Linked DNA regions of Mus musculus: region 2 is linked to region 1. A link is a loop called in an ENCODE intact Hi-C map of the cell type or tissue named here. Cell type or tissue: heart. All regions are shown on one strand. Each heading gives the region's core, and the rest is flanking DNA. Links, peaks and the distances in the headings are about the cores only.

Region 1 (10,691 bases), core at 1,443-9,442:
TATCCCGACTCTACCGAACTGGACTGCTGGTGTGTCCATGAATTGTTTGCCAGTGGATCAAGCTGCCACTGCTAACCTGTGAACTCAACTGCCAATTTCCATACAACACAGATGGGAGTTGATCCAAAGAACCTTTCTAAACAGGTTCACTTCCCCCATATCCTTTCTTTTCCACCACCTCTGGTGGGTGGTGGGCTATAAGGAAGGTTAAAACATCTAAGAACCATCCTTAGAAATAGGTGTTTGAAAAAAGTTAAAGTTACAGTCTTGTCTCCACTTCCCAAGTGCTGGGTGGGTGGCATAGATGGCACAGACGGCCATATCTTGCCAGGAACCAATCCTGTATCACTTTTTCTCACCTCTGTACCCAATATTCGGCTGATTCTTTCAAATTCCCTTCTCCAAAGTTCTGTGTGTCCTCCCTTCTCCAGCCCCATTATAGTAGTGTCTTACACAATAAGAGGTGCACAGCACCTTATACAATGAGAAACTTATTTAGCTCCTTTAACAGAAGCTAACACAGGAGGGTAAGTTTGGGCTCTAGACCTCCAGTGATGATGTTTCTGAGATTTAGGCTTTTTCTATCCTGTTCTACTGACTTCATTCTAAGGCTCGCTGTTTTCCAGTAGCAACTGAGCTGTGTGCTTCTTTGTTCATAGCCACTTAGGCTGTGTGTGTGTTGTGTGTGTGTGGGTGTCTAGAGAGAGAATCAGAGAGACAGAGAGGATCCTGTGGTTTTCTAAAGATCAAGGATTAACTTTCTTAGGAGCCCCTAAAATTCCCACTCCATGCCTTACAGGCAGAGATTAGCAAAAGTTACAGATACGTAACGGTACATCAGAAAGTTTCTTTCTTTGAACATACACGCCTCTACACACACATATCTCTGTCTTTGAAATCCACCAATTTTAATACTTTTTTTTTTATGGCTGTACTGGCTAGTTTTGTGTCAACTTGACACAGCTGGAGTTATCACAGAGAAAGGAGCTTCAGTTGAGGAAATGCCTCCATGAGATCCAACTGTAAGGCATTTTCTCAATTAGTGATCAAGGGGGGAAAGGCCCCTTGTGGGTGGGACCATCTCTGGGCTGGTAGTCTTGGGTTCTATAAGAGAGCAGGCTGAGCAAGCCAGGTAAAGCAAGCCAGTAAGGAACAACCCTCCATGGCTTCTGCATCAGCTCCTGCTTTCTGACCTGCTTGAGTTCCAGTCCTGACTTCCTTGGTGATGAACAGCAGTATGGAAGTGTAAGCCAAATAAACCCTTTCCTCCCCAACTTGCTTCTTGGTCATGATGTTTGTGCAGGAATAGAAACCCTGACTAAGACAATGTCCTAGAATGTAGCCCTAGCTTGTCTAAGTATACTTACTAAGTATACATTCCTTAGTATGCATTAACTGCAATGCATAATATTACTTTGTATCTCCCACTTGTAATTCTCTGCTTCTTGACCCCTAGTCTTGCTTGTGTGTGTGTGTGTGTGTGTGTGTGTGTGTGTGTGTGTGAGTATGTGTGTGTAGCTCTGTGGTTGACCCAGGACCTGGAACATGATAGACAAGCACTCTATTCTGTTTGTTTGTTTGTTTGTTTGTTTGTTTTTTCAAGACAGGGTTCCTCTGAATCACCCTGGCTGTCCTGGAACTCACTCTGTAGACCAGGCTGGCCTTGAACTCAGAAATCTGCCTGTCTCTGCCTCCCAAGTGCTGGGATTAAAGGCCTGTGCCACCATGCCTGGCTATGCACTCTATTCTTGAGTCACACCCTGGCCTCTATTCCTGCATTCTGAACCATGTATGGGTTGTGTGTGTTCCTGTGAAATGAGTGTGTTAGGGATTTGAATTCAGGTCCTCATGTTCACAAGGCAAGCGCTCTATTGACTGGACTATCTCCCCAGTTCCATATGTAGTTCTTTTTCAAACACATATAAAGTGCAAACTTAGTGTTATTTGGAAAGTCAGTTGTGTTGGATGGTGTTTTGAATGGGCAAACATGGGAAGGAGTGTTTTCCTAAAGCAGACAGAAGTGAAAGAATGTTTTGCTAAAACAGACACATAAAGGAACATTTTGCTGAAGTGGACACAGGTGAAAGGATGTTCTGCTAAAACAAGCATGAAAAAGGACACATGACAAAGGATTCTTCGCTAAGTAAATGACATACATGTATTGGTCCACCTTGCATTGCATAGTTCAGCTCCATTTGTCTGGATTCTGAACTTCCTAGAGAGAAACACACACCAAAAAACCCCTTCTGGTGGTATGTTGCAGTTTCTTGCTAGTTCTGCAGACTCAGGCTGATTGGCAGAGTGATGTCAGCTAATGCAGCCTCAAGTGCTAAGGCAAGACCCAGGGAGGACATGTGATGTTTGGAGGGAGTGTAAATAGGACTCAACGGCCGTGAGAAGGGCTTGCTTATAGAGCTACCTGAGCAATTCTTGTTGGTCTCGAGTCTTCACTGATCTTTGATTGGCTGAAAGAGGCACAGCTGAGAACTTCTCTTGGCATTCTTGGTGATCCTGGTTCCTCCTGCTAACTCATGCCGATTCAACTGAAGCCTGACTGTTCCTGCTAGGTCGTGCCACCACTGCTGCTGTCCTGACACTACTGAACTGGACTGCTGTTATATCCGTGAAGTGTTTTCAAGTGGAGGAACTGCCTCTGCTGACCTGTGAACTAAACTGCTGATTTCTTGTCAACACAGATGGGATTTGCTCCAAAGAACCTTTCCCCCCACCACTATGTCTGGTGGCCTAGAAGGGGGTTTAAAACATTAATCATTAAAAGCAGTTACACACATATTCCTACATGATATCTCATTACTATACAATTCCTTCCTATATGCAATTTGGTCATTTTAAATGGCCTGTCTATCTATCATGCACCAGTCTAACTCATCTCTCTATCCATCCATCCTCTATTATTCTGAAGTACTAGGAATCAACCCAGGTCTTATACTTTGCTGAAGTGGACACAGGTGAAAGGCTAAGGCAGACTCATGAAGGAAGTCTAAATAAACATCCTACCATTGGTCCTCAGCATTTATTTTAAATTCATTTTCACTCAGAAACATCTTTTGTGCTTGCCCTATTGGCTGTAGAAGCCATGTAATGAATTTTCTCATTCATTGCATGTTTCACCCTGTCATGATACTTGTGTCTTTATGTGAGGGAAGATCTCACCAGGGAGCTTAGGCTGGCTTCAGACACACAGGAATCCCCCTGCCTCAGCATTCTGAGTCCTGAAATCGCAGGTATGAACTACCAGGATCCAAAGGTATTGGGTTCTTTTCTCATTTGTTTCTTTAGTGGGTCAGGTCATGTTCATCTCTAGGTTTTGGGAAATTCCCAGCAAGTCTATTTTGGGCTTCTGTATTTTACCATTTGACCTCTCCGTATCGCCGCTGAAGAGCTTTGACTGACCAACCTCTCAGCCAGGCATTCTCAGGAGGTCTAGTGTGTGCTCAGGTAAACCTCTGATATTGGCACAATGCTAGAGCCCTGACTATTCATCCCACAGACTCTGGCAGACACCTTGCTCTTCTGCTCTGTTCCATAGCCCAGCAGGACAGTGTTTCTGGAATCGGCCTTATCTTCAGGACAATCCTTTTGTGGCTGGCTTTGAGCAGGATATCTGGATCCAGCTCCTGGTCTGAGGTCACATCTTACCTCCCTAGAGGAGCATTACATTTCTGATTCTGATACCCGAAGGGACTCTGGGCTTCAGCTGATGATAAGACAGTTCTGGGCATTGCCCTACCTAGAGGAGTTTTTTGTTTGTTTGGCTTGGTGGTAGTTGTTTGAGATAAGGTCTCCTACTTTAGCTAGTTGACCTTGAACTCATGATTCTCCTGCCTCTGTATCCTACCTCTTGGGATTACAGGTGTGTACCACCATGACCACCTCCCACCAAGAAATTTTTTTTTTTTATATATATATATATTTTTTTTTTAAGATTTATTTATTTATTATATGTAAGTACACTGTAGCTGTCTTCAGACACTCCAGAAGAGGGAGTCAGATCTTGTTACAGATGGTTGTGAGCCACCATGTGGTTGCTGGGATTTGAACTCCTGACCTTCGGAAGAGCAGTCAGGTGCTCTTACCCACTGAGCCATCTCACCAGCCCCCACCAAGAAATTTTAACTACCCTATTTTAAAAATATATAAGCACAAAATTGCACAAATTATGAACGAATAATCAGACAAGATTTTATGGAATACACTGAGATCAACTCAGGGAGCTTACCCAGCATCCTGCTGAGACCTCTGCAGGAGCCTCCAGTCTCACCACAGAAAGCCAGCTCCTATTCCATTCTGGCGCTGTAGGTTCCTTTTAGCTATTTGTATTTTGCCTGCGTGTCACAAGCATATTGACTCTTCAGTGCTGGACTCATTTTTCTCACAGCTGTATGTACAAGCTCTGCCGTGTTGTTGTATGAAGCCGGGCTTTGTATCCTCTCATTGCTGGATGGTACCGTGGCCTACAAAAGCCTTATTCCAGAGCTGCCACCTGTTCTCAGCCTTCCTAATGCTGTGACCCTTTAAAATAGTTCCTCCTATTATTGTGATCCACAGTCACAGAATATTCTGTTGCTACTTCATAACTGTAATTTTGCTACTGTTGTAAATGTCTGACAGGCAGCATCTCTGAGATGCAACCCCCATAAAAGGGCCCTTTGACCCCCAAAGGGACCAACCCACGGGTTGAGAAGTGCTAACTTGGGCACTTCCTTACTTTGTAGCTGTCATTCACAGAATTGGTAGAAACCCTCTGTGTTTCAGGTTCACATAGGGGGTATGTACAGCTTTTTGTGAGATACACAGGAATGGAATAGCTGGGTAAGCTGCACACTCACTTTTTATAGACTGTGAACAGAGTTTTAACCCATACTGACACATTTGCACTCACACATGACTTTGAGGTCCATACGTCACAGAGGACTCAGAACTACTACATGTCTTGTTCCTCAACTGCATTGAAATTGTTGTTGTTTTTTTTCTAAAGATTTATTTATTTAATGTACGTGAGTATACTGTTGGTCTCTTCAGACACACCAGAAGAGGGCATCAGCTCCCATTACAGATGGTTGTGAACCACCATGTGGTTGGTGGGAATTGAACTCAGGGCCTCTAAGAAGAGCAGTCAGTGCTCCTAACCTCCAGCCCTGGTCTTTTTTTTTTTTTTCTTTTAAGGTTTATTTGTTTATTTTACATATATGAGTGTTCTGTTTTCCTGCACACCAGAAGAAGGCATCAGATCCCATTACAGAGTTGTGAGTCACCATGTTGTTGCTGGGATTTGAACTCAGGATCTCTAGAAGAATAGCCAGTGCTCTTAACCACTGAGCCGCCTCTCCAGCTTTCCTTCCTTCCTTCCTTCCTTCCTTCCTTCCTTCCTTCCTTCCTCCCTCCCTCCCTCCTTTCTTCCTTCCTTTCTTTCTTTCCTTCTTTCTTTCTTTCTCTTTCTTTCTTTCTTGAGACAGGGTTTTTTGTGTAGCCTTGGCTACCCTAGAACTCACTCTGCAGACCAGGCTGATCTGGAACTCATTCCGTAGACCAGGAACTCACAGAGATCTGCTTACCTCTGCCTCTGGAGTGCTGAGATTACAGGCATGCACCACCACTGCTTGGCACTTTTTCTTTTTAAGGTAAATGATTTAAGACTGATGTGAGGCCAGGCAAAATGGCACACATCTGTAATCCCGAGGCAGGAGGATCTTAAGCTCCATGTTAGCCTGAGGTATATATGAGAATCTTTCTCTTGTGGGGAGAGGTGTTACATGCTTGTAATCCCAGCCTGGAGGTGGAGATCAACCTAGGCTACTTGAGAACTTGTCTCATCTTTGCATTTCTGTAAAGTCCTAGAATCTAGAGCCCCATGTTGTAAGATACAGATAACTGGACCAGAGAACAGTTTGCCCACATGCAGCTTGGAATGAATCTATCTATAGATTAAAAAAAAACAAAAACAAAAACAAAACAGGTGGACAGCCACCCTGGAGGATCTGTCGTATGAAGCCTTGTTTCTGTAAGGTATATTGTGTGTGACATTGGCTTACTGCTGGCAGGGGATCACTGGCTGAATGTAATTCTAGAATATTGGTAATTTGTCCTGTTGACCAGGGATCCTACTGGCTATCCTCCTGATCTTTCGTCTCTGACCACCAGGGGGCGTACGTCAGGCTTCAGAGCATCAGCATTCCCAGCCAGAGTGGAAAGCAAGCTCCTTGGGGAAGAGGGATCAGAGGCATAGGAAAGACTTTTGCTAGAAGAAAAGATGAGAGTTTTCAAAGCGTGGTCCATGGAAAGTGCAGTTAAAAATCGACCCTGCTTGTTCTCTCAGGCTTAGTTAGACTCTGTGGGGATGGAACTTGGGAATTTTGTGTTAAACAATGCCAACAGCCCTGCAGCTAGGACTGTCTGTATTCACACTACTTGGGCTCAACAGTGTTTTTGACCATGTTAACTATCAATCTCTATCAATTTAGTTAATTTACAATCCATTATTATCTTCTAGGCTGATACAAACACACATCTAGCTCTTAGAATTGCTGTGAGCAGTGAAGCAATCAATTTGCATAAAGAGTCCCTGGAAGCATCTCTCTCTCTCTCTCTCTCTCTCTCTCTCTCTCTCTCTCCCTCTCTCTCTCTCTCTCTCTCTCTCTCTCTCTCTCTCTCTCTCTCTCTCTCTCTCTCTCTTCCACACTTTAAAAGTGCAGGGTGAGGTAGGGGTAAACTGGGTGGGGTGGAAAATGTCTTTAATCCCAGCACTTGAGAGGCAAAGACAAGAGGATCTCTATGAGTTCAAGACCAACCTAATCTGTTGTGTTTCAGGACAGCCAGGTTACATAGAGACAAACTGTTTCAACAAACAAACAAATGAACAAACAAAACAAAACTCCAAATAAATAATGTTTCTTCTAGTAGGGGAAGTAGAAAAATAAAGAATGTAAAAAAAGGGCTGGAGAGATGGCTCAGCGGTTAAGAGCACTGGCTGTTCTTCCAGGGGTCCTGAGTTCAATTCCCAGCAACCACATGGTGGCTCACAACCATCTGTAATGGGGGTCCGATGCCCTTTTCTGGTGTGTCTGAAGATAGAGACTGTGTACTCACATGCATAAAGTAAACAAATAAATCTTTTAAAAAAGGAATGGAAAAAAAAAGAAAGAATGAAAGTATAATGCTAATTTTCATTCCTTTTCTTTGTATTTCTCTGAGGGAGGAAATAGGGTCTCATTATGTAGCCCAGGATGGTATTGAACACGTAGCAGTTTCCCTACCTCTGCCTCCCAAGTGCCTGACCCTAACCGGTTTTTAAGAAGATAGCAGGAAGGGCTGGCAATCTGTCTTAGCAGTTAAGAGCAGAGAACGGAGGTTTGGTTCCCAGCAACCACCTGCAACTCCAGCTCCAGAGGGACCCAGCGCTTCTGATTTCCATAGGCATCTGCACTGTGCTCATACCTGCCCAAAGAAATGTAGATAACTTAAAACAAAATACCTTTTCAACAGAGATGACTGGAATGGCAGGAGGTGACCTTGAGGCCTGAATAGGGCCTTTGGAGCAGTGGGTAACCGAGGAACCTGGTCCGGGAATGGAGAAAAGAGAAACGGAGTGATTTAGGAGCTTAGAAGGGGCCCAGTAGTCCCTGCTCACACTGTTAATCATAGCACTCCGGAGGCAGAGGCAGGTATATCTCTGTAAGTTCAAGGCCAGCCTAGTCTACAGAGCAAGCTTCAAAAAACAAAACAAAACAAACAAATAAGCAACACCCCTCCCCAAAAAAGCCCAAACCAATCAAACAAACAAACAAACAAACAAAACATTTAGCATGTGGCTCACCTGTCAGGGTCCTCCAGCAATTAGCTTGCTTCTGCTGATAGACTTTTTCTTCTCTTTTCTTTTTTGAGGTGGGGAGAAGGTAGGGGAATGGGATTAGTGTCTTGTACCCTGCATTTAATTTAAAATAATTTAACCTTAGCCAAAATCATAATTATAGGGCTAGAGAGACAGCTCAGAGATGAGCACACTGGCTGCTCTTCCAGACAACTCGGACTGGGTTCTCAGCACCACATTCTGGCTCACACCGTCTATAACTCCAATCCAGGAAAACTGATGGCTTTCTGGCTACTCAGGCATGGAAGTGGTATGCAAACATGCATGCTCAAAAAACAGGCAGTGGCGATGCACTTTAACCCCAGGACTTGAGGTCGGGGGGGGGGGGGGGGGGGGGGGGGGGGGAGGCAGAGGCAGGTAGATCTCTGAGTTTGAGACCTGCCTGATCTCCAGTGTTGAGGTTTGGTATGTTGCCATGTATCATAATGCTAAATACTGGTCCCCAAGACCTGGTTGCCTCAGGGACAAGGAAATCCTCATGTACCAAGTGATGCTATGTAACCCTGCTCCTTAATTTAAAACTATTAGTTGAATAAAGATGCCTATAGCTGGGCAGAAGAGAGGTAGTGGATCTCTGGTTTCTAGGGATTAGGGTCTGAGGCAGAGGCTGGAGGAAGAGGAGAGAGAGAAGAGAGGAAGACACCATGGAGTAAGGGATCAGAAGAACTGGCCGTGGGCCAGTCATTGTAAGAACAGCCCAGGCAGAACATGGCAAGTCACATCTGGGCTTTATTGACAGGGAAGTAGACAAAATAGCTTAGAGGGCTGGTATCTGCTCAGCTCTAGTGCTGTTAAGGCTTACTATAAATGTAAAGGTGTTGTGTCTTTCATCTGGAAACTGAATGATCAAAAGCAGAAAGGAGTAGAAATTCCCAATTAATATTTTCCACAACAGAGCAAGTTCCAGGACAGCCAGGGTTATACAGAGAAACCCTATCTTGAAAAAACAAATAATCAAAAAAAAAAAAAAAACAGAAACAGAAACAAAGAAAAAAAGAAAAACACCCATATATATACACACACACATACATATATATATATATATATATATATATATATACACATATACATGTATATACTTATATATATACATATACACACACATATATATATACATATACACATACATATATATAATCATAATCATAGTTTGAATAATAACAATGCAATACAAGGGTTGAAGAGAACCGGAAGGTCTGAGGTGCCCATCCTCTCATATTTACAACACAACAGAAGACTGGGAGGCAAGGGGAGCGCCTTCTTGTCAGCACACACTGAGGACACTGGGGAGATTCTCATCTGGCACCTTCCAGCCTGGTTCCTGTCCTGGAGGCTGATTCCTTCCAGACTTGGCAAAGGGAGAGAGACTTACAGGCTTTGAAGAAAAACCCAGAGCCTTCACTTCAGAGGAGCCATCAACTCTCAAGGTGGGGTGCATCTGAGCACCTACTGTCATTTCACTGTCTTTGTATCCCTTGACTTTGCACTGGCTATCTTCTGGCTTCCCCACCCACCCCCTTGCAGTTCAGCGGAGATCACACTGAGGTTTTTATTATCATCTGCCTGAGCCTCCTCCATCTCTTCTCTCAGCAAATGGTGACCCCACTTAAGTCCGCTCTCCAGATCAGAAACTCAGGTGCTATCTCTACCTCCTGCTTCTCTCCATCTTCCCACCTTTGTCAGCATCTGCCAATCTGGCTCCTGCTCTCATCCCATTTCAGTCAACCCATTAACTGAGGTCTGGCTGGAGCAGGCTTCTAACCAGACTCAGGACTCTACACTCATCTCCAATCTCCAGCAGCCCACAGCGTCAACTGAAGGCTATTTGTATAACACGAACCTGCTCAGATATTATCTGGAGCCCCGAGCTTGGTGCTAAGAGAACCATGATGGTATGGGTTGACCAAGACAAGGATGATATAGACAAAGATGTCTTTGATCACAGTAGGTGCGAGCAAGGATCCAGCAAGGAGTGCTGGGCTGGAGGAGCAGAGGGCAGGGTGGTGCGAGTGTTGGAGAGGCAGCTGCTGCCTGAGGTATGTTGGGTGAGTTGCTGTGAGCACACGGAAACCATCCTGTGGCATTGCAGTGTCTGCTGATTCCTCCAGTCATGTGGGCCAAATGCACTTCTCTTGGGAGAACATCTGTGTACACGGGTGTGTGAGGTAGGACAGGAGAGACAGGTAAGATAACCAGTGGTGTAAATCAGTTCAAGGTTCATTCTTTTCTCTTATTTAGTGTCCAATCTAAATGGTATGCTCTTGCTTAGCGTTTGGTTGTTGGATTGGATGGTTCAGTGGTTAAGCATACTTGTAGGTTTTGTCAAGGATCTGGGTGATGTGGCTCACAGCTTTCTGTAACTCCTTCCAGGAGATCTGATGCCCTCTCTGTCTGATCTTTGTGGGCACTGTATGCACATAGAGCCTTCATATGCATGCAGGCAAAACAGCCATACACATAATTTTCATCCTTTATTTTTATTTTATAGTGTTTTGCCTGTGTGTATATATGTACACGTATGTACACCATGTCATGAGCCTCCATGGTCGTGAGAGGACTTTGGATCCCTTGGAACTGGCGTTACATTGGTCGTGAGCCTCCATGTTGGCGCTGAGAAGCAAACCTGGGTTCTCTGGAAGCGCAGCAAGTGCTCTTAACCATCGAGCCATCTCTCCATCTCAAACCACCCATGTATATAAAATGAAAATACATAAACCATTTGTTTGTTTGTTTCTGTTTTTTGAGTCAGGGTTTCTCTGTGTACTCTTGGCTGTTCTGGAACTCATTCTGTATAACAGGCTGG
Region 2 (10,691 bases), core at 1,253-9,252, 80 kb after region 1:
GCGGTAGCAGCAGGGTGATCTATGAGAAAGAGAAGCCAAGGTTTTCGATGCCGTTGTTCTGTCTAGATGTCTAGACTCTAGAAGGTGGAGAGAGGAGTACTGGGAGAGAGAAGGGAGCTTTTGGATCCGTGTGTTGTTTGGTGGGCGAATGGAAGATAGGTTTTGGGGCCCGAGGCCACACCCCCTTTCATCCTGTGTGCATGACATGGGTAGGGCTGTGGGGTTGCTACTCATGACCTCATTTATTTATGTGACTGTAGCCAGAGGCCAGCTCTAAGGACGGCAGTGCTCCACCTAGGAGTCCTCAGCCTGCCACCAGCCCGGTACCCTCAGAGACTTCCCAGACAGCCAAGAGTCCCGAACCCACGCTCACTATGAACGGCCTAGGGGCTGCCTCAGCCGAGGGCCCAAATGAAGAGGCCCAAGGCCTGTCCCGGAAGCGGGTGGCGAATGCAGTGAGGAAGGTGGTCAGCAAAGTACTGCCTGGTGAGGAGCCTGGGACTGCCAAGGAGCCTCCAGGCCGAGGAGCCAGGTCCCCTGAGCACCCAGCAAGAGGCAAGAAGGGAGAAAAGGCAGCCACTAGTCCCAAGCCCCCACCACCACCTCCTCCTCCTCCTGCTCCACCAAAGCCGGAAACAAAGAAGGAGGCAGCCAAGGATGAGCTCTCTGTAGGCCTGCGCAGTCTGATGTCTCGGGGCCGAGGCAAGGACCACAAGTCCCGCGGCAAGCAGCCTCCTGGGAAAGGGGAGAAGGCCCCCAGCCAGGAGCCAGCCTCCACTGGAAAATCAGGCTCTCCAGACATGGTGGACTCCCCAAAGAAAGCAGGATCCCCAGCCAAGCCTGAGACCCCAAATAAGCGGTGCTCCCCAGCCCCAGCACAAGAGCTGGCTGACCCAAACTTGGCTGGCCCGAAGTTGAACCCCTCTGGAAAACAGCAGGCCAAGTCACCAGCCTCTGACGTGCAGCAGGAGGTACCAGAGTGTGCCACTAACCCCCTAGGCCCCTCACTACTCTTACTGCAGGGCTTAGCACCCTCACAGTGGCTTCCTCAAGCCTGAAGGAGCCTTGCATGATCAAAGCTGGCCCGGGGTGATGTGCCCACCCATGGCATGGGCTGCATGACTTTCATTAACCTTGTGTCAGAGTGAGCGATGGCCTGGACTCTGGCCTGCTTGCTAAGGTGGGAACTGCTTACCAGCATGCTACAGGCCTTTCCATGAGAGCCGAAAACCTGAGTCTTAGCTGATGAGCTCAGGGTGCAGACAGGCATCTTAAGTCAGGTGATCCAGGCTCACATCCTCAGCCACACCCTCTGGGAGACTTCTGCAAGGTTCATCACCAAGGGCCTGTCTGTTGTCAAGTGGGGAGTTATAATGTAGGTAATGTAGGTCCTTAGTCCCTTTTGTGACGCCTTAAGTACTGGGAATTTAGCAGGGCCTGGTGGCGCACGCCTTTAATCCCAGCACTTGGGAGGCAGAAGCAGGCCGATTTCTGAGTTCGAGGCCAGCCTGGTCTACAAAGTGAGTTCCAGGACAGCCAGGGCTACACAGAGAAACCCTGCCTCGAAAAACCAAAAAAAAAAAAAAAAAAAAAAAAAAAGTACTGGGAATTTGTCATTTTTATATCTTGGAATGATTTATGGCATACATACAAGTAGCCACCTGTAACCACCTTGTGTGATTGTGTCCAAGGCAAACCCGTGAATAGTCTCACATCAGGACGATAAAAGATCAATGTGTCTTTTGCCACCAGAATAATTGAGAAAAATCTTTTGTTTGGGGGACTCTTTAGAGTTTTGAATTACAAACAAGGGGTGATGCCTGCGTCCAGTGGTGACTGTGCTGATTAGACAAGATGCAGGTCAAACGCCAAGCTTGCTCCCTGGCACCAGGTACACCAGGTACCCAGGATGGTAGGACCAATAGTCATGCTGCCGACAGTCACTAGTGCCATCGCCACTTTCTTCAGGCCTGGCCTGAACATCCACCCTCCTTGGGAAGCCCTGTGCCTGGGTGCCAGGTAGGCATAGGGAGCCCCTTTGTAGCCGCACTATCCTAGCCTCACAGGTGTTGGCTCCCTGTCTGGTCTTGAGTTAGAGTTTGTTCTTTTCAAGCTCCTCCACCTCGTGTGTTCTGCTGAGGTCCCGTAGGATGTGTGTTGGGAGTGACAATAACTTTCACTCCGCCCCCCTGAGCTTTTCTCAGCTTTCCCTAACTTTTTCTTGTAGTTAGGGGAGGAATAATGTGGGTGCCAGGGCACAGCCTGAGGGACCTTAGACACTCACTGTGTGCTTCCTCTTGGTAGCCGTCTTTCCTGGAAGCTGCCTTGCCCCCATTCTTCTTGGGTATTGCAGGATGTGGAGGAATGCCAAGTGCCACCCTTCCCCACCCTCCTGTCCTGCTCTGTCAGGGCAGTGTGTTCCTATCTCACAGGGAAGAGTTGGCAGGGGCTTTCTGGCATGATGATCAGGGTAGCAGCTGAACTTCGGTTCCTTGGGGAACCTATAAGTAGCCAGGGAGTGTCATGTGCCTGCCCTGGGCTGTGGCTCCTTCCAGCTCTCTGTACCTTCTTTTTGCACTAGGGTGGAGTTGGGGGCTGAGACATGTCTTGACCTGGAGTTCATTTCTTGTTCATCCTGGGACAAGAGTAAATGGGGTGGTACAATAGTTAGAGCCATAGGAAGAGGTAATCCCAGGTCTCTCACAGGTACCTACCTGTTCCTTTTTCATACCATAGAGTTTCAAAACTCAAACTGGCACTCGGCTTGTCTCCCTGACCCTGCTCCACTTCTGCACTGGGTTCCAGTGGCTTCCTGGGCTAAGAGCTTGGCATGTGGTGCCCCCACTGTCCCCCCAGGCCATAACTAATAGTGGCTTAACCTTTAGACAGGAGCTGACCCCGAGGTCCGGTTGAGTCCTGCAGAGGAGGCACACCAGCGACTTGAGAGGATCTTCACAGCTTCTGTAATGCCACCTCCCTTGTGTGTAGGGTTCCCAGTCCCTGGCCCTATTCTTCCCAAAGCTGGTGACTGGACAGTGTGTTCGCGTGTGTGTGTGCGTGTGCGTGTGCATGTGTGTGATAGCAGGATACTCCATGGCTATCTGTGAGCCCTCACAATGGCTCTTTGGTTGAAGAAAGGAAAGCTGAACTCTATGGAATATTGATACTGCCGACAGCCCAGGGCCCTGTGACCACACAGGGGCGCTTCATAGCTGGGGATCCCATCTCCTTCTCTAGCCCCCCCCCGTCTCCTACTTTGAGGATGCTCATTGGTATGATGGCCTGGCATCTGACAAGGCAGGAGTCAGCGTCTCACATTTTGATGCCCCGTGTCTAGACCCCTGTGAATATTAACCCTTCTCATTTCTAACAAGCAATGTCCAAGGCTTGCCTGGCTCCCATTTCTGCCAGCAAGGCTTTGGGGGGCTTTAAGTAACCAGAATGTAGTGTAAAGGTCAAGTCTGTCTCAAGGGTTGGGCACTTGACAGGTAGCTAGGGTTGGAGCTGGGAGGCCTCTGCTTGCAGTGGGGTCACTGTGCCTGCCCAGGTGTAGAACTCGGTGCAATGGGGGTTGGAATACTGTGACTTAGATTTAGGCTGTCAGTTCCCTTGTGTTAGCTCTGAAATGTAGCCTTTGGCATGGGGAGTGGCACCTCTGGGTTTGTGTCTGTCTGGTAGCCATAGAGAAAATGGTATCCTAGGGGGCAGGGGGAAGGCAGGAGGATGGGGCTACAGGCCTTGGGTGTTGTGAGATGGCCTGGCCTACCAGGAGTGTGGGAGAGCAAGACTAATCCAGGGTAGACTGAATATCCAGTCTAGGTCAGACTGGCTGGAGACAGAGTGTTGGATGCCTGTGTGCCACAAGGAATGACCCACAAGATCCTTCCTTCTGTAGGGTCTGATGATAACAAGAACCTTTCCTTTCTCGGTCTGACCTCTCCTGTCTAGCCAGCAGCCCAATCCTGGGCAAGTGCTCCTGACTTCCAATCTATATCAGGAACAGAGTGCTGGCTCATGCGTCTTGGGTTGTCTTCTGGAGGGGACCTGTAGTGGTCTCTCTACCTGTCTTCACCTTTTTCTCTTTCTTTCTTTGCTTGCTGCTGGCAGCTGGACCCCGAGGCCGCCTCTCCTGCCTACAGCCAGGTAGGGTGCTCCTGCCCCACCCAGGAGCCCTCTGCTTTCTCCAGTGACAACCCACCACCCCCACCCTGTACCTGGGCTGGCGTCTGTGCTCGGGCCTCCTGCTGGAGTGTAAGGCCTCCTTCCCTCTAGGTTCCCACTTTGTTCTGGGGTCTCCAGGGGAGCTGAGGTGATGCAGCTGTGGCCCTTGGGGGAACTTCGTGGCCCCAGCTTTGCCTCTCAGCCCCTGGAGCCCAGGGGTTGCTGCCCTGCTCACACTGGGTAAGGAAACCACCCAAAGACCTTTCTGCCCAGCCTGAAGATGAGACGGTCTCTGTCTCCACCTCCTGGTCAGTGTGAGGAACTTGTTCTCAGGCAGGCCATGACCCTCTGATGTCACTCACACATGGTCACAGAACATGCTCACTCAGGACAAAAGTTTCGCTTGGTTCATGTGCTTTGGAAAAGACAAAAACACTGGAGATTTATTTTTTTGAGACAGAGTTTCTCTCTATAGGCTCTTCTAGAACTCCCTATATAGACCAGGCTGGCCTTGAACTCAGAGCCTGCATCTGCCTCCTGAGTGCCAGGGTCACTCCTTGCTCAATCCTTCAAAAATTAAAAGATCAGAAACCCAGCATTTTAAAATTTTCTCACTTAGATAAACATTGACAGCTTTTTTTACGATCAACCTATTGATCTCCCTCCTTTTCAAATCTAAGGGATGTGACGAAGGTTATACAATATTTCTGCTTACGTGTTCTCGCCATTTTCTGATCCCTGACCCAGGGGTCAGTAGCATAGGATGGTGTCTCTGCTTCCATTTGGGGTCTCATGAGAAAGGGTGAGAATCTGGGGGTTGCCATCTGGGGAAAGTGTTGGAACCAGTGTAAGTCTGAGGGCTGGTCTGTGTCTAGGTGGCCAGCCTCCCTCAAGGTGCCATGACATTGTTGACATTTTGCAGCCGAGGAGCCCGATAACCATGGTATCTAGGTCCCCATTTTGGTCCCAGTTCCTCTGGTGCCACTGTTTCCTAGTTCAAGTGTTCTTATTGGACGGTGTCAGATCTGAGACACTCTGACACTCTGACAGTGCTTATGAATGCCTGTTTTGATTGGTGACCTCTGACCTCCCAGCCCTTTCACACCCACTTCTGTGCGCCCTGTCTTTGACCAGTCAGCTCTGTCCCATGTGCCCCTGCTGCCCTGTGTCCTCATGTGACACTAATATGCCCACTAGGCTTGTGCAGCTACAATCTTCCAAGTCAACAAAGGGGCCTCTGTGGACTGTGACTTGGAGGAGAAGGGCACTGTGCCCTTGCCACATAGAGCATCTTCAGGCTAGAGCCCAGGGCCTCTTATCACTCCATAATGCAGAGTTCTAGGATACAGGAAATGGCTCCTCCCATCTTAGGGGAAGAGCCCTTTTTTTTTTTGGCATGAAAGAACCTGTGACTGTGGCCCAGAGTTCAGGGCTCGAGTCAGGATGCAGATCTCACTGTTCCTGTGTGCCTGAACCCTCAAAGTTACAACCCTAATCTCACTGTCTTTGTCCTCAGTGTTCCTGGCTTCCTACCCTCCTTTCCTAACCTCTCACACGCCCGTGGCCCATGTCCCGTGTCTCCTACCTGACTTTTCCACTTGCTCAGTGGCTCAACTCGAAGCCCTTTCCTCCTTTGTATCCTCATTTTTCTATCCTTGTCTCTGATCTTTTAAAGCAATGTCTGTTTGTCCCCCCGCCCCCTCCAATAGGCCAAGACGGAAGAGCAGATTGCCGCTGAAGAGGCCTGGTATGAGACGGAGAAGGTGTGGCTGGTCCATAGAGATGGATTCTCCTTAGGTGAGTCTGAACATTGGTTATAGATGGTGAGACTTGAGTCAGAACTGGCATGAGGAAATGCCTCTGCCCCTGGTAAGGCCTGGTAGTGAGCAAGGAGAGGCTGGTGAGCCAGTGGGCTAGGAAACAGGATGAGAAGCCTAAGGAGAGCAGTAGAGCTGCCCAGACCCAGGTCCAACTAACCCTGTCCTGCAGCCAGCCAGCTCAAGTCTGAGGAGCTCAGCCTACCCGAGGGGAAGGCGCGTGTGAAGCTGGACCATGACGGAGCCATCCTGGATGTGGATGAAGATGATATAGAGAAGGTTGGAAGGAGCATCTGTCAAGGGAGGACAGAGGCAGGGCAGGCCTGTCCCCTGTGATGGAGTCGGGACCTGTGTCTTCATTGTCTGTCTTCCCAGGCTAATGCTCCTTCATGTGACCGTCTAGAAGATCTGGCCTCACTGGTATACCTCAACGAGTCTAGCGTCCTGCATACACTGCGCCAGCGCTATGGGGCTAGCCTGCTACACACCTATGCTGGCCCCAGCCTGCTTGTCCTTAGCACCCGAGGGGCTCCTGCTGTGTATTCAGAGAAGGTGTGCTCCTATGGCCCCACCCACCTGCCTTATCCTACCTTTCCGGTTCTCTACCCTTCCTCTTTTGTATCCACTGAATTCATAGTTGACCTCGACAGAAGAGTCCAAGGGCGGGGACAGAGGGATATCCTGTAGTCTTTAGTAGAGTTGACAAATATCTGAATTTCCATGCATGGCCTGGCCCTCCAAATACCTGGGCATCTCTAGAGTGACATTACAGAAACATGCAAGTCCTAGAGGTAAGAGCAGGTGGACCCAGCTCTGAGAGCCTCTCCCTTCCCCCTATGCCTCTCCTGTTCTAGGTGATGCACATGTTCAAGGGGTGTCGGCGGGAGGACATGGCACCCCACATCTACGCTGTAGCCCAGACTGCATATAGGGCGATGTTGATGAGTCGTCAGGACCAGTCCATTGTCCTTCTGGGTAGTAGTGGCAGTGGCAAGACTACCAGCTTTCAGCATCTGGTGCAGTATCTGGCTACCATCGCGGGTACCAGTGGGACCAAGGTGTTCTCAGGTGAGGCGGGCAGCAGGGAAAACAGACCGGGGCCGGGGTGTGGGGACAGAAGACCACTGAGGTGCCGCCTCTTTCCCCCTGGATTTCCTGATGTCCTCTGGCTCTGTGCTCTGCAGTGGAGAAGTGGCAGGCTCTGTCCACCCTCCTGGAAGCCTTTGGGAACAGCCCCACCATCATGAATGGCAGTGCCACCCGCTTCTCCCAGATCCTCTCCCTGGACTTTGACCAAGCTGGCCAGGTGGCTTCGGCCTCCATCCAGGTAAGGGGCATTGCCCAGGCCTAGAGAGCAAAGATGGACCCCTGGGTCACCCTCTCCAGGATTCTGCCTGATGAAATGGATCCTATGACAGCACAGGCAGGGTTGGCCAGGGCTGTCCCCATTCTGCCCTCCAGGTCTCCTGCCCATTTCCTTTCCCCCTCTCCACTGTACTGCTGGGAACCCCACCCCGCTCTGCCCACTTTCTGAGACCCAGGCACTTAGGACTTATGTCAGGCTAGTGCTGCACACTTGATAATAAAGTCAGGCCCAGGCACAGTGATCTCTTCACACTGAATGAAAGTTCTTTTTTAAAAATTATGTCAAGCCGGGCGTGGTGGTGCACGCCTTTAATCCCAGCACTCGGGAGGCAGAGGCAGATAGATCTCTGAGTTCGAGGCCAGCTGGTTTACAAAGTGAGTTCCAGGACAGCCAGGGCTATAAAGAGAAACCCTGTCTCGAAAAACCAAAAAAAAAAAAAAAAAATTATGTCTATTCATTTATTTATGTGTACATATGTATGTATACATACACCAGCGTGCTACAGCATGGAGGTCAGAGGGCAACTTGCTGGAGTTGGTTATTTCCTTCCATCATGTGGGTCCTAGGGATTAAATCCAGGTTAGGCTTGGTGGCAAGCATTTTTATCTGCTAAGCCATCTTGCCATCTGCTAAATGAAGTTTCTGTCATAAGTGTCCATCACCCTGGAAAGGCTGACTCTGGGGCACTGGGCATGGTGGAGCCCACCTCCACCAGGAGTTGGGACTTTCTTCTTTTGCCTGGCTCCGGTTTCTGCCTTTGCTGATCTTAGTGAAGTGGAAGGTGGTTGAGCCCCTGGGAATAGGCTGCCTGTTGGTTCTCTGGGTTTGGAGGATCGTGGGTGGCAAGAATGTGACCCTTCTCCCTCACCTCTCCTGTGCCACAGACAATGCTCCTGGAGAAGCTGCGTGTGGCCCGGCGCCCAGCCAGTGAGGCTACTTTCAATGTCTTCTACTACTTGCTGGCCTGTGGGGATGCCACCCTCAGGTGAGATGGGATGGGGTCTCTAATGGGGCTGTGGGCTCCAGCCCACTGACTAGGACTGTGGGTCTTGCCAGCTTCTGGCCCACAGTGCCTGTGGCTGTCACCTGTTGTGCGCTGGCTCCAAGCTGGGCCCTAGGGATGATGAGATTATAGAGACACAGGTCTTGCCATTTAGGAATTACTTGGTCTTAAATCTTGGGGTCATGCCGTATGAAAGGGACACAACTGGCCCCTCAGTGTTCAGTTGCCTCCAGGTCTGGGAAAGAAGGTCACTAGGATGAAGGCAGGGTTGTGCAGTTGCGGTAAGCTGAGTTGGTCTGAAAGCCAGGCCTTCTCCAGTACCTCCAGCTGGCCCTCAGCCGCTCTTTGGATAACTTCTACCATGGTCTTCCATTTATGCCTTCAGATTGGCTCCCTGCTCGAGGCCAAGCAGGTGGCTCTGGGCCCCCCTTCAGCTCCCTATACAGCAGAGGCACAGATGTGTCCTTCACGCAGGCTCCCTGTCCCTCTCCGGGGTTCTGACTACACCCTTTCTTCTAGGGAGGTCGATGTCCTGTGGAGGCATCCAATCCAGTGAGGAAATGAGGCAGACCTGGCTGGATGACTGGGGTGATGGGCAGACAGAACTCAGTCTGAAAGCTACGATTAGTTGTCATCCCTGACAGGGATACGGCCTCGGCCTAGGGACCAAGCCTCACGCTGATGTCTCATTTGTACCCCTAGGACAGAGCTCCACCTGAACCACTTGGCAGAGAACAATGTGTTTGGAATTGTGCCACTGTCCAAGGTGAGAGCCCGCCACTGGGGTCTGAGTTGGTGTCTCTGGGGCTAGAAGCCTCCACTGGCAGATGGTTCCTCAGGGGTGGCTCTAGCCTGGCCCTGCATTCCCAGTGGGAGCAACAGTGTGGGGGACACTGGAAAGGAAGCCTCCTGAGGTTCAGAGCCAGCGCTGTTCTCTGCCCTCCAGCCTGAGGAGAAGCAGAAGGCTGCACAGCAGTTCAGTAAGCTCCAGGCTGCCATGAAGGTGCTGGCCATCTCCCCCGAGGAACAGAAGACCTGCTGGCTCATCCTGGCTTCCATCTACCACCTGGGGGCTGCTGGAGCTACCAAAGGTAATGGGCAGCCTGTCCTGTTACCCAGAATGCCTTGGAGGTCCCTACCTGTTTGTGTTGTTGTTCGTTCTTGTCCCACACGTTAAGTCTTAACATTCGGCTGTCACCAGACAACCTTCCCCCGCCCCCACACATGGTTTGACCTGTACGCTGTCTCAGAACTCTACAACAGAGCAGGCTAGAGAAACATCTCTCTGTCCATGATGGCTTGAGGCTTTCTTGGCCTTAGCTTTCAAGACAGAGTGAGGAGCGAGCGGGTAGGTGGCTTGGATGTAGGGTTGAGGGATGGAAGGTACTCCCCCAGAGTGGCAAGTGACTCTCCTTCTCGTTCCCTTCCTGATAGAGCCCCTTGAGGAGCAAGACGGTAACTAACCTTGGGATGTAGGGCCCTGCTTGGCTGTCTTGTCTTGGTGCTTCCCTGGGCTTCTGGGCACTGGGCTCATTCTCATGGCATGGAGAACTGGTCTAAGGAGAAGCTCTATTCAAAGATAGAAGAGCCTGAGAGCTGTGGGGCTTCCTAGAGCCCCACCCCACCCTCGTCAATTTTCCTTCTCATTCGCATCTAGAACCTGGGGCTTCCTGAGGCCAGTTTCCCCATCTTTGGTAGTTTGGTAGTTGCTGCTCTTTCTCCTGCACGTCAGGGTGGCGGTCACTAGGGGGCAGCAGGCACCTGGCGATGGATGGACTTAGCACTTGGGATCGATCCATGCTTGTGGATGGTACAATCTGAATCTTCTTGGGAAAAATCTTCACGGAAAGGCCAGGATTATAGCAGCTCTTCACCCATTTCCCCCTCCCGCCTTGCAAAAGGGGATGCTGGCTCTGGACAGCACTTCTGGCTCTTGCTCTCACTGTCTGCTTAGAGACAAGAAAGGGCTGCTTAGCAGGAGCTGGGAAGCAGCAGCAGCTGTGGGTGGGTGCATGCGGGAACAAGTGACCGGGTGTGTGGTCTTTATGAGACCAGCTTTGGGTTAAAGAGGTGGCCTTCAGACTGTTGGGCAGAAGGGTGTGAGTGTGTGGAGAGAAGTGCTTGTTCTCTGAGGACTCGGGTCCAGGTTTCTCTGACCCTTCTCAGTTGTGTCTGCAGGTAGAAGGCTGTCTGAGTGTTGATGTGCCTGTGGGGTATGTGTGTGTGTGTGTGTGTGTGTGCCTGTGGTGTGTGTGTGTGTGTGTGTGTGTGTGTGTGTGTTTGTGTGTGTGTGTGCTGCGTGCACGTGCATGCGCTTGAGTGCCCATATGCACAGTAGGACCCC

What was found. Hi-C counts contacts between places; a loop is a spot of excess contacts. Peaks named below come from ENCODE experiments on the same cell type or tissue, not always from the same donor. Only the 100,000 strongest peaks of a DNase experiment are listed, where the experiment ranks them.
Region 2: a loop joins it to region 1, with 5 times the contacts of the local background. A loop is called at or near these places in 20 of 42 quality-filtered maps.

Annotation. Positions count from the first base shown.
Region 1 is chr11:77,731,310-77,742,000 of GRCm38, forward strand. No RefSeq gene overlaps it. Among named protein-coding and RNA genes, the nearest start is that of Cryba1, 11 kb to the left of the region's middle. In heart, for the core only: no CTCF peak of the experiment used is centred there; a DNase peak (open chromatin) is centred at 6,152.
Region 2 is chr11:77,811,749-77,822,439 of GRCm38, forward strand. It overlaps Myo18a (myosin XVIIIA), which reads left to right. Exons shown (of 41, transcript NM_001291213.1): 2 at 4,108-4,251; 3 at 5,871-5,958; 4 at 6,151-6,257; 5 at 6,354-6,530; 6 at 6,833-7,046; 7 at 7,163-7,305; 8 at 8,229-8,329; 9 at 9,050-9,113; 10 at 9,294-9,438. Among named protein-coding and RNA genes, the nearest start is that of Gm36875, 24 kb to the right of the region's middle. In heart, for the core only: a CTCF peak has its summit at 4,478 (motif pointing left); DNase peaks (open chromatin) are centred at 2,373 and 4,353; H3K27ac peaks cover 408 bases.